2 separate regions of the Homo sapiens genome follow, and region 2 is linked to region 1. A link is an interaction called in ENCODE POLR2A ChIA-PET data of the cell type or tissue named here. Cell type or tissue: endothelial cell of umbilical vein. All regions are shown on one strand. Links, peaks and the distances in the headings refer to the core of each region. The heading gives the core; the rest is flanking DNA.

The links. ChIA-PET counts read pairs that join two places held together with the same protein. Peaks named below come from ENCODE experiments on the same cell type or tissue, not always from the same donor. Only the 100,000 strongest peaks of a DNase experiment are listed, where the experiment ranks them.
Region 2: POLR2A ChIA-PET joins it to region 1 with 5 read pairs; 3 of 35 experiments call an interaction of 5 or more read pairs at or near these places.

What each region holds. Positions count from the first base shown.
Region 1 is chr15:43,936,509-43,941,891 of GRCh38, forward strand. The region is part of intron 1 of FRMD5 (FERM domain containing 5); the gene reads right to left. Among named protein-coding and RNA genes, the nearest start is that of WDR76, 110 kb to the left of the region's middle. In endothelial cell of umbilical vein, for the core only: a CTCF peak has its summit at 2,772; a DNase peak (open chromatin) is centred at 2,783.
Region 2 is chr15:44,032,771-44,038,153 of GRCh38, forward strand. All of the region lies in intron 1 of FRMD5 (FERM domain containing 5), which reads right to left. Among named protein-coding and RNA genes, the nearest start is that of FRMD5, 160 kb to the right of the region's middle. In endothelial cell of umbilical vein, for the core only: no CTCF peak of the experiment used is centred there; DNase peaks (open chromatin) are centred at 1,331 and 2,701; H3K27ac peaks cover 2,421 bases.

The DNA of each region.
Region 1 (5,383 bases), core at 102-5,101:
AATTACTAAATGACTATGACCAGGCTAATTACCTGATGAGCTCCTCCTTCCTGAGTCTTCAACTCCTAATACCCAGTGAGATCAGTGTAGGAAAGAACAGAGGATCAAACTGGGGTAAGGGTATTCCTGGAGATGGTATCCCTGTCCAAATCAGAGTCTAGCTTAACTCTAGACATTCACTTCAGAATCGGTCTGCTGGGTTCTGCCTTTTATCTAGTTTGCTGATTCTAACTACATAGGCTGTACTTGGGAAGGGAGGGAAGGGGAAGAAGCTGACTGAGACAAGGGGGTCCCAGCCTCAACTCCAGAAAGATGCCGACAGTACAGCCCGGTTCTAAAGTAACTTCTTATACAACCAACACAGTAAAGGCAAGTAAAATGGCTTTGCTTCCAGGAAGATCGCTAACTGGGTCCTTGCCATTGGAAAGGGAATTAAAAGCTCAATGCTGGAAAAAACTAATAATTACATTTGCTTAATTATATTGATGTGAACCTCATAGCCAAGTTATTTTTAGGAAATTGATGCTAAAAAATACTGCCATGCTCTTGGGGTCATGTGGAGCAGGATTTAGGATGTTTTTAACTTTTGGAAATTATCAAATGCCTTTCTATAGGAAAGTGTTACATTTCTAAGATTTTTCTCTTTACAGTTTTTCTGATGCTTTGCCTGTCTTTCTAAAATACATCCTGACACCTAGACAAAATGGCATAGGATCATTGGGCTTCAGATCAATGGGTGATAAATGATAACATAGAATTGGCTGCCAGCCTTATCATTTGTCACAGGTCAGATTCCTTAGAAAATAAACTCCGGGACAGAGTTTAGCATGAAGGATGTTTATTAAGAAGTGCTCTTCGGCCAGGCGTGGAGGCTCATGCCTGTAATCCCAGCACTTTGGGAGGTGGATCACTTGAAGCCGGGAGTTCAAGACCAGCCTGGCTAACATGGCAAAACCCTGTCTCTACTAAAAATAAAGAAATTAGCTGGGCGTGATGGTACGTGCCTGTAATTCCAGCTACTAGGGAGGCTGAGGCAGGAGAATCGCTTGAACTTGGGAGGCTGAGGTTGCAGTGAGCCAAGATCGCGCCACTGCACTCTGCACTCCAGCCTGGGTGACAGAGTGAGACACTGTCTCAAAAAAAAAAAAAAAAAAAGTGCTCCTGGGAACAACATCCATGGAAAAGAGGGGGAGAAAGCTGGAGTGAGCAGAGGGAGAAGCTGAGCTGCCACGTGGGCCTAGTGTTGACTTGGTTGGACCATGGGGAGATCTGGAGCCAGAGGGGCCCTTTAGAGTTGTTTCAAGTTTAGCCAAGATAGCCAAGTCTTTTATAAGCTTGTCTCAAGCGGTAACTGAATGTTGACCACTGCCAACAGGACCCCTAGTGGGGACCTGGGTGGAGTATTAGCCTCCATCACACCACTCTTGACAGAAACCCCAAATCATAACTACCATTTCTTAAGAGCCTACCATGTGCAGGCTGGGAGCGGTGGCTCATACCTGTAATCCCAGCACTTTGGGAGGCCATCCTGGCTAACACGGTGAAACTCTGTCTCTACTAAAAACACAAAAAATTAGCCGGGTGCGGTGGCGGGCGCTTGTAGTCCCAGCTACTCGGGAGGCTGAGGCAGGAGAATGGTGTCAACCCAGAAGGCAGAGCTTGCAGTGAGCCGAGATCGCGCCACTGGCAATCTGGCCTGGGCGAAAGAGCGAGACTCCGTCTCAAAAAAAAAAAAAAAAAAAAGCCTACCATGTGCAAAGCATTCTACAAACATTATCTCTAATGCTAACAACAATCTCACAAGGAAAGTTTCTATTAACCCCATTTTATAAAGAGAAACAAAGGCTCAGTGAGGTTAAATGACATGCCTAAGACAACACAACTAGTATATGGGACTCAAATCCACGCTGCCTTGCTCCAAAGCTCACATTCTTTCCAAACGCTAGACTCTTATTTTTTGATTTTCTCATATAGCTGCTGCAGAAGCAACCTACAGCTCCATCCTTCTATGCAGCTTTGGGTTGCCTTTATAGTCCTCTGACTATATTTATAAATTGGTAGCTATGCACATATATACAGCCCATTGCTTGAATTCTTTTCTGAACTCTTTGGATTCCTTAGACCTGGGCACTATTGGCCTGCTTCAACCAGAACACCACTCCTGTTGAAAACAGTATAGAGGCTGGGCTTCTCCAAGAAGGTACACAAAGAGGGAAAGCCTCAAAATTTAACAGAAACCAGTAACTTAGCCAACAATATTTGAAGATTATGAAGCAAAAAATGAGCAGCATTTAAAGCCAGATTTCTTTTTAGATTTTTTTTTCTTAATGACACCATGCTCATCCTTAATAGATTAATTAATTTATTTTTGGAGACAGAGTCTCACCCTGTCACCCAGGCTGGAGTGCAGTGGCACGATCTTGACTCAGTGCAACCTCCGCCTCCTAGGTTGAAGGAATTCTCCAACCTCAGCCTCCCGAGTAGCTGGGATTACAAGCATGCACCACCACATCCGGCTAATTTTTTTTTTTTTTGTATTTTTAGTAGAGATGGAGTTTCCCCATGTTGGCCTGGCAGGTCTCGAACCCCTGACCTCAGGTGATCCGCCTGCCTCGGCCTCCCAAAGTGCTAGGATTACAGGTGTGTGAGCCACTGTGCCCAGCCAATAGATTTATTTTTTGATCAGAACATTTCTGAATTTCTATATCCTGGAGATTAAATATCAGTGGATAACCAATCCCAAATCCCCCAGATGGGGGAGCTGATGAGGCAGGTGCCAGGGATAACATGAAAGGTTATATACAACCTCTCTATATTCCCCAAAGGCTGTTATTAATCTTGTTCTTCCTTTCCACACTCCAGATCTCCCTAATCTTCAGCATGACATGCATGTGCCAAAAGAAGTCATCAGTTCAAGACAAGAAAAGCTGCTGCCTCAGTAAAAAGATGCACCATTGACAAGTTCATTTGGCTCTGTGGGTTTTTCTCCCCAGGTAGAGTGTCTTATAGTTGTTCTCTGGGGTGCTCTTTTTTATTAATTAATGTATATATTTATTTTTATCTTTTTGAGATAGGTTCTCACTCTGTCACCCAGGCTGGAGTGTCGTGGCACAATCATGGCTCCCTGTAGCCTTGAACTCCTGAGCTCAATTGATCCTCCTACCTCAGCCCCCTGGGTAGCTGTGACTACAGGTATGTGCCAACAGGCCCAGCTAATGTTGGTTTGTTTTTTTGTAGAGACGGGTTTTCAGCATGTTGCCTAGGCTGGTCTCAAACTCCTGGGCGCAAGTGATCCACTTACCTCAGCCTCCCAAAGTGCTGGGATTACAGGTGTGAGCCACTGTGCCAGGCTGGGGTGCTCTTTTTCATTTGTCAGAGATGCTTAGAAAAGCACCAGGCGCGGTGGCTCATGTGCTCCCAGCGCTTTGGGAGGCAAGGCAGGCGGATCACCTTAGGTCAGGAGTTTGGGACCAGCCTGGCCAACAGGGTGAAACCCTGTGTCTACTAAAAATACAAAAATTAGCCAGGCTTGGTAGCGGGTGCCTGTAATCCCAGCCACCTGTGGGGCTGCGGAGAGACAATCACTTGAACCTGGGAGGCAGAGGTTGCGGTGAACCCAGATGGAGCCACTGCACTCCGGAGCCTGGGCGACAGGGCAAAACTCTGTCTCAAAACAAACAACAACAACGACAAAAGATGCTTTAAAAAGTGCGTGGCATCAGACTGTGCAAGATGCAGTCAATGAACAGTTTCTGGGGCAGCCTCCTCAGTGCATTCAAGTCATCCCTGCACTCCAAGAAAGTAATGGGGCCCTATTTCTTGTGCCCATTCTTCCCGCCCAGGGAGACTCTAGAGATGAGAAATGATAGAATGATTCCCTTGACTATCCATTAATTAGAAAGTGAACCTTATTTTTGGGAAGGGGAGATTATCTCCCAAATTACAATGGGATGATAGCTGTTATAAGAGAGGTATGTACAAGGTACAGGGGTAGTTTGGTGGGAGTGAGACCATCATGTCTAGAGCATGTTCTAGGAATTTCAAATAACTGCCTTGGTACAAGGACGTCGGTTGCAGATCAATATGGAGAGGTAAACAAATGCCACATGGTGAAGGGCTGTGTATACCATGCTAAGAACTAGTCGGGAAATCACTGTAACAATACAGGTGAGCTATAATAGGCAATAAGATAAGGGCAGTGAGGATAAAAATTAAATCAATATTTAGGTGGCAGAATAAATAGTATTTAAGTGACCAATTTGAAGAGGGGCGTGAATGAGAATTAGGAATGGAGGATAATTAGCAAGGAGGCTGGGAGAACAGGTTGAAAAGCTATCTTTAAATCGAGTATTATCACAATGACTTTGGTGAATGGGTCATTAATATTTTCAGGGCTCTGACTACTGAATTAATTAAGGAAATAATTAAGATTTCTTAGATCAGCCATTGCATTGATTTCTTTTTAGAGCACACTGTTTTGGCAAACCCTATGTTTTAAAAAAATGTTTGTTAGAATACATTATCTTCTTGTAGGTACCAAGGTTGAAGTCAATTATCAAAGCATAGAAATCATGTTTGGGCCAGGCAGAGTGGCTTACACCTGTAATCTCAGCACTTTGGGAGGCCAAGAAGCGGATTGCTTGAGCCCAGCAGTTGGAGACCAGCCTGAGCAACATGGTGAAACCCCATCTCTACAAAAAATACAAAAAATTAGCCAGGTGTGGTAACGTGTGCCTGTAGTCCCAGCTACCCAGGAGGCTGAGGTGGGAGGATCGCTGTGTTGCCCACGTTGGGGTGTAGTGACTGATCATAGCTTACTGCAGCCACAAACTCCTGGGCTTATGTGATCCTGCCACCCAGCCTCTTGAGTAGCTAGCACTACAGGTGGGTGTGTGCCACCATGCCTGGCTACTTGTACATTTCTTTAAAGCAAGTTTTAGATGCTCTTTTCTGAGCTTCCATAGCATTCTGGACATAACCCTGTCAATATGTTGTATCTGCTTCTCAATATGTTGTAATTATCTGTAAGTTATCATGGAGAGCTGGGTGGGTGGAATAGGGACTTTGTCTTACTCCTTCTGGTATGCCCACTTCTTGAAATATGGTGGGCACTTAAAAAATAAATCTTGACAGCATAAAAGCTGCAAAAATAAAAGTAGTAAATTATGTCTAGCAAATACCATTCTAAGTGCTTTTTTCAGACTGGCCAGCAGAACTGAAACTAATTCTGCACAGAAAACTAAGGGCGGGGGGGCGTTGCTCCTGTGAGCTCAGCTGCACCTAAACACTAACTTTGAGTTGTATACTGGTGATCATTTTCATAAGAAAGTGGGTCAATTCCAGACATGAAATACATCTGAAGACGTAGTCCATCAGCAGGAGC
Region 2 (5,383 bases), core at 200-5,199, 96 kb after region 1:
AACCATTGTGGAAAGCAGTATGGCAATTCCTCGCTACAAAGAGCTCAACAGCAGAGCTACCATTGGACCCAGCAATCCCATTACTGGGTATATACCCAGAGGAAGATAAATCATTTTGCCATAAAGACACATGCATGTGGATGTTTACTGCAGCATTATTCACAACAGCAGAGACAAGGAATCAACCTAAATGCCCATCAATGACAGATTGCATAAAGAAAATATGGTACATATACACCATGGAATACTATGCAGCCATAAAAAAGAACAAGGTCATGTCTTTTGCAGGAACATGGATGGAGCTGGAGGCTATTATTCTTAGAAAAATAACACAGTTACAGAAAACCAAATACCACATGTTCTTACTTATAAGTGGTAGCTAAATGATAAAATATAATTTTGCTAATTATAGCTAAATTATAAGAACCTATAAACACAAGAAGGAAATAACAGACACTGGGTCTACTTGAAGGGGGAGGATGCGAGGAGAGAAAGGAGCAGAAAAGATAACTATTGGATACTGGGCTTAATATCTGGGTGATGAAATAATATCTACAACAAACCCCTGTAACACATGTTTACATATGTAAAAAACCTTCACATGTGCCTCCAAACCTAAAAGTTAAAAAAAAAATAAAGTTTTTCAAACTGATAAGAGGCAAATTCTCTTTTAAGAGGCATTTCAATAAATATCCCAAATAATAGTTTTTGTTCAAGTCTCTTTTTTGATATAGCATAAATGAACTTAATATTTTCATATATAATTTTCATTGTGTATATTCACTTGAAGCTTTCATTTATTCCATTGTTTACACTTGCTTTGTAAGATTTTTGTACAGAGAATTACACCAGTAAACAATTCTAATATTTCGAAAATGGTTTTAGTTCTGAGCTAATTTCAAAAACGGGAAGAGAAAAGGCAGTAGAATATAATGATTAAAATCATGGGCATAAACATCAAACTCCTTGAGTTCAAATTCTGATTCTGAAACTTAGTAACTGGGTGAGTTGGGGTAAGTTGTTTGAACTCTCTTAGGCTAGCTTCCTCTACAACATGAGTGAAAACGGTTTGTCCCTAAGATTCGTAAGAATTAAATAAGATCATTTATGTTTGAGGCTTGGCATACTGTCTGGTATTTATTAAGTGTTCAATAAAAGGTGATTAGGATTCGCTCTTATTTATTTGATCTAGAGTATAAATTTTCCCATGAAGCATTTATACAGGAAAACACAATAGGCCACAGACAAGGCATCTCTGATATTGGTCATCAGAAAGACTCCAGGAGTCTGCCCAGTCACATGGGGTTCTGGAATTTAGCCAGGCTGCTGAGTGGAAACTGTTACTCTTGTTTCCTTGGCAATAGTCTGGGCATGAGAAAGATCTCAATTTTTGATAATCAAAAGTCAATGAAAAATATGCTCCTTAGGCAGGTGTCTAATTGAATGTTGTCTACTTGAAAAGTACAGTGATACAATTCACCATAACAGGGTCTTAAAAGTTTACTAATCACACAGGAATGATTACTGTTCATTCAACCTCCTTTTTCAGCAATTTATTTTTTCAGGTTTTCTAGTTAGAATTATTTGACTACCTACTTATATGGTCTGTTACCCTGACCAAGTAATACCCATGTGTTGTCTTTAAAGGTTCACTTGGTCTACACTTGGGTTCACGGACTTCTAAATGCTGGGAAACAAAGTTACATTCCTCTCACTTGCCACCTGCATTAGTTTCTGCTTCTGCATCAGTAAATTTTGCAATAAAAGATTATTGTGAAATAAGCACATATTCCCTTTCATACTCCTTTGGGAGTTAATGGGGTTATGTGCCCATCTATCTTAGGAAAATATTTCCCCCTTACTTAGCACTGTCTGGAGCAGGAAGACGTAAGGCTTGTCTAAGTCTGTGCCCCAACCTCCAAGTTGCATCCTCAGCAACTTCAGCTAATTTTAGATTTAGCTCTTTTTCCAGGCTTTGGGCAGTCTGAAACTTGGGAGCTGAGGGGGGAAGAGAAGAGTTAAGAAGCCCTAGTCAAACACCGATGAGTTCTACATGAGGCTCATTCTAGCCCTAACCTAACAACTGGGTGCTTCTAACTATTTTCCCTCTACCCAGGTTAGAGATCTCTCCAACCTGTCCACTTGTATATCCAATCCCTTCTTTTTGATACCTCAGTCCCTAAAGCTGGTTCCCTGAAACAGTGAATGTTCCTTGCTCCCCATTTCCACTGGCCTATCAGAACACTTAATTCTTGTTAGAATTCTGCTGTTTTCACTTTCTATATTTGCTTAAGACCTGGTACTATATTTAAAATTTCTGATGTAGCATATGCAGCAGTTTCCAGACTTCAGTCCAAACCCCAAAGAGCCTGCAATCATGGTGTCACAGGTGACTCTTCCGGGGCTAAGTCACAAGATATGGTTCCATACCCAAAAAACACTCTACATAACCAGTGGTTTTAAAATTTTTCTTGTCTTGCCATGCCATGCTGACAAAAGGCCATAAAGACCTTAAGGAATATACAATTGCTAGCAATTAAATCAACCTTGAACAGGTTGTATACCACTTAGGTCTGGTCTGAGCTCAAGTTTTGAACATTTACACATCTAGAACATTCTCCTAAGTGTTACTCTGGTGGTGTAAAGAAGCAACACGTCAGACTTTGCCTGTGCCTGACTGGCTGTGAGTCAAACACACAGTATCCTGGATGACTGCTATTTTGGCATTTGCTAGAATGTCTTTTGCCAAATTCCTCCAGCATTCATTTGAAGGCATCAAAATCCGTTTTACCTCCCAAAGAGTATTTGATTTTTCTTGGCCAAAAAATGCCTGTTATGATGTACTTATTAATGTTGCTAGGGTAAAACAGAAGTAATAAAATTTGGAGACCCTTTTGGATCTGTCAGGGATGTGCCATTATGCAAATGTTTCTTATTAGAGGTTGGTACCTGACTATTTTTTCTTTGGACCAACTGCCACCTGAGCAGTGTTGATCCCATTTTTTAAAAATCTATGTTTTATATTTTATGTTTATATATCATAAAACTTGAGTAGCCCCATGCTACTTTGAGGCATTTAAGAAGGTGACATCAGGTACTTTGTATTCATCAGCTGGGAGGTTTTTATTTTGTCCTGAAGCCAACTAACTAGAATGACTAAAAAATGTTATACATGTGCTCCTGACAGATCTTCCTCGTAGTAAACTCTCTCTGAAGGCACTGCTTGGATGAACTAAGTGAGAAATGTATGCTGACCTAAGAGAAGCCTCTGGCCAGAGAAACTGCGTCATATGTCACAAAAATTAAAGGAACAAATCCTAACGCAGCATTGCCCATAATATGTACTGAGAGGGCACTTGTCAACAGGATCAAAACAAGACCAGAAATGCCTACTCCAAACTCTGTGGTTTGTTTCAGACATAACAACCCTTAAGCTAGTGTCAGAGGATAAGGGCACATTTCTCCTGACCAAGGTTGAACTTCTCTCAAGTTTTTTCTTTTTTCAATCTCTTCCAGAACTAAGTTCCTTCAATTAGTCCCTCTTCACCCTCACGCACCTGCTCAACATTCTCTTATCTTCAAATTAAAAAAAAAAAACCCTCCTGGGTCCCTTCTAATTACTATTTCTGACTCTGTCTTTGAAAATAGAGGAGAGAAGTTGTTTAGAGAGTATAGGCACCGGCAGCTGGGCCCTTGCAGCCGATTGGGCTCAAATTCTCATACTGCTATTTGCATGGCTGTGTGATTGCACAAGTTACTTAACCCTTCTGCACCACAATTTCCTCATCAATAAAATGGAGCTGAAAATTGTAGTTGATCATAGTTATTAAGAGGATTAAATAAAATCGTATGTGTCAAGCACTTAGAACAAAAATCAAACTGAGTTTTACATATTCTTGAACTCACTAGCTTGTAGATTCTCTTGGATTTTTCTAATACAAAATAGTATATCATCTGTAAGTAATGACACTTGTTTCTTTCTAATCCTTATACTTTTTTGTTTTGTGCATCGGCCTTCAGTACAGTGGTAAAGAAGCAGTGCTGGTGAGCATCCTGATCATATTCCTGACTCTGCCACTTCTTTTGGATCTTCTTCCCTACTTGGTCACTAAAAGGTTCTGGTAAAGGACTCTAATGAAATTCTTGTTGTTAAATCCAACAGGTACTTTTCAATCATTATTTTGCCTGACTGTTAGGCAGCACTCAACATTACAACTACAGTTTTTTTTTTAATACTTTAAGTTCTGGGATACATGTGCAGAATGTGCATGTTTGTTACATAGGTATGCATGTGCCACGGTGGTTTGCTCTACCCATCAGCCTGTCAACTACATTAGGTATTTCTCCTAATGCTATCCCTCCCCTAGCTCCCCCAACCCCCGACAGGCCCTGGTGTGTGATATTTCCCTCCCTGTATTCATGTGTTCTCATTGTTCACCTCCCACTTATGAGTGAGAACATACGGTGTTTGGTTTTCTGTTCCTGTGATAGTTTGCTTAGAATGATGGTTTCCAGCTTCATCCATATCCCTGCAAAGGACATGAACTCATCCTTTTTTATGGCTGCCTAGTATTCCATGGTATATATGTGCCACATTTGCTTTATCCAGTCTATCATTGATGGGCATTTGAGTTGGTTCCAAGTCTTTGCTATGGTGAATAATGCCTCAATACACATACGTGTACATGTGTCTTTTCTCTTTTTTTTTTTTTTTTTGATATGGAGTCTTGCTCTGTCGCCAGGCTGGAGTGCAGTGGCGCAATCTCAGCTCACTGCAACCTCTGCCTCCCAGGTTCGAGCAATTCTCCTGCCTCAGCCTCCCAAGTAGCTGGGACTACAGGTGCATGCCGCCACACCCAGCTTTTTTTTTTTTTTATAGTTTTAGTAGAGTTGGGGTTTCACCATGTTGACCAGGAAATGGTCTTGATCTCTTGACCTCATGATCCACCTGCCTCGGCCTCCTAAAGTGTTGGGATTACAGGTGTGAGCCACTGTGCCCAGCAACATGTGTCTATAGTAGAATGATTTATAATCCTTTGGTTATATACCTATTAATGGGATTGGTGGTCAAATGGTATTTCTGGTTCTAGATCCTTGAGGAATCACCACACTGTCTTCCACAATGGTTGAACTAATTTACACTCCCACCAACAAAAGCATTCCTATTTCTCCACATCTTCTCCAGCATCTGTTGTTTCCTGGCTTTTTAGTGATTGCCATTCTAACTGGTGTGAGATGTTATCTCATTGAGGTTTTGATTTGCATTTCTCTAATGACCAGTGATGATGAGCTTTTTTTCATATGTTTGTTGGCCACATAAATGTCTTCTTTTGAGAAGTGTCTGTTCATATCCTTCACCCACTTTTTGATGGGGTTTTTTTTA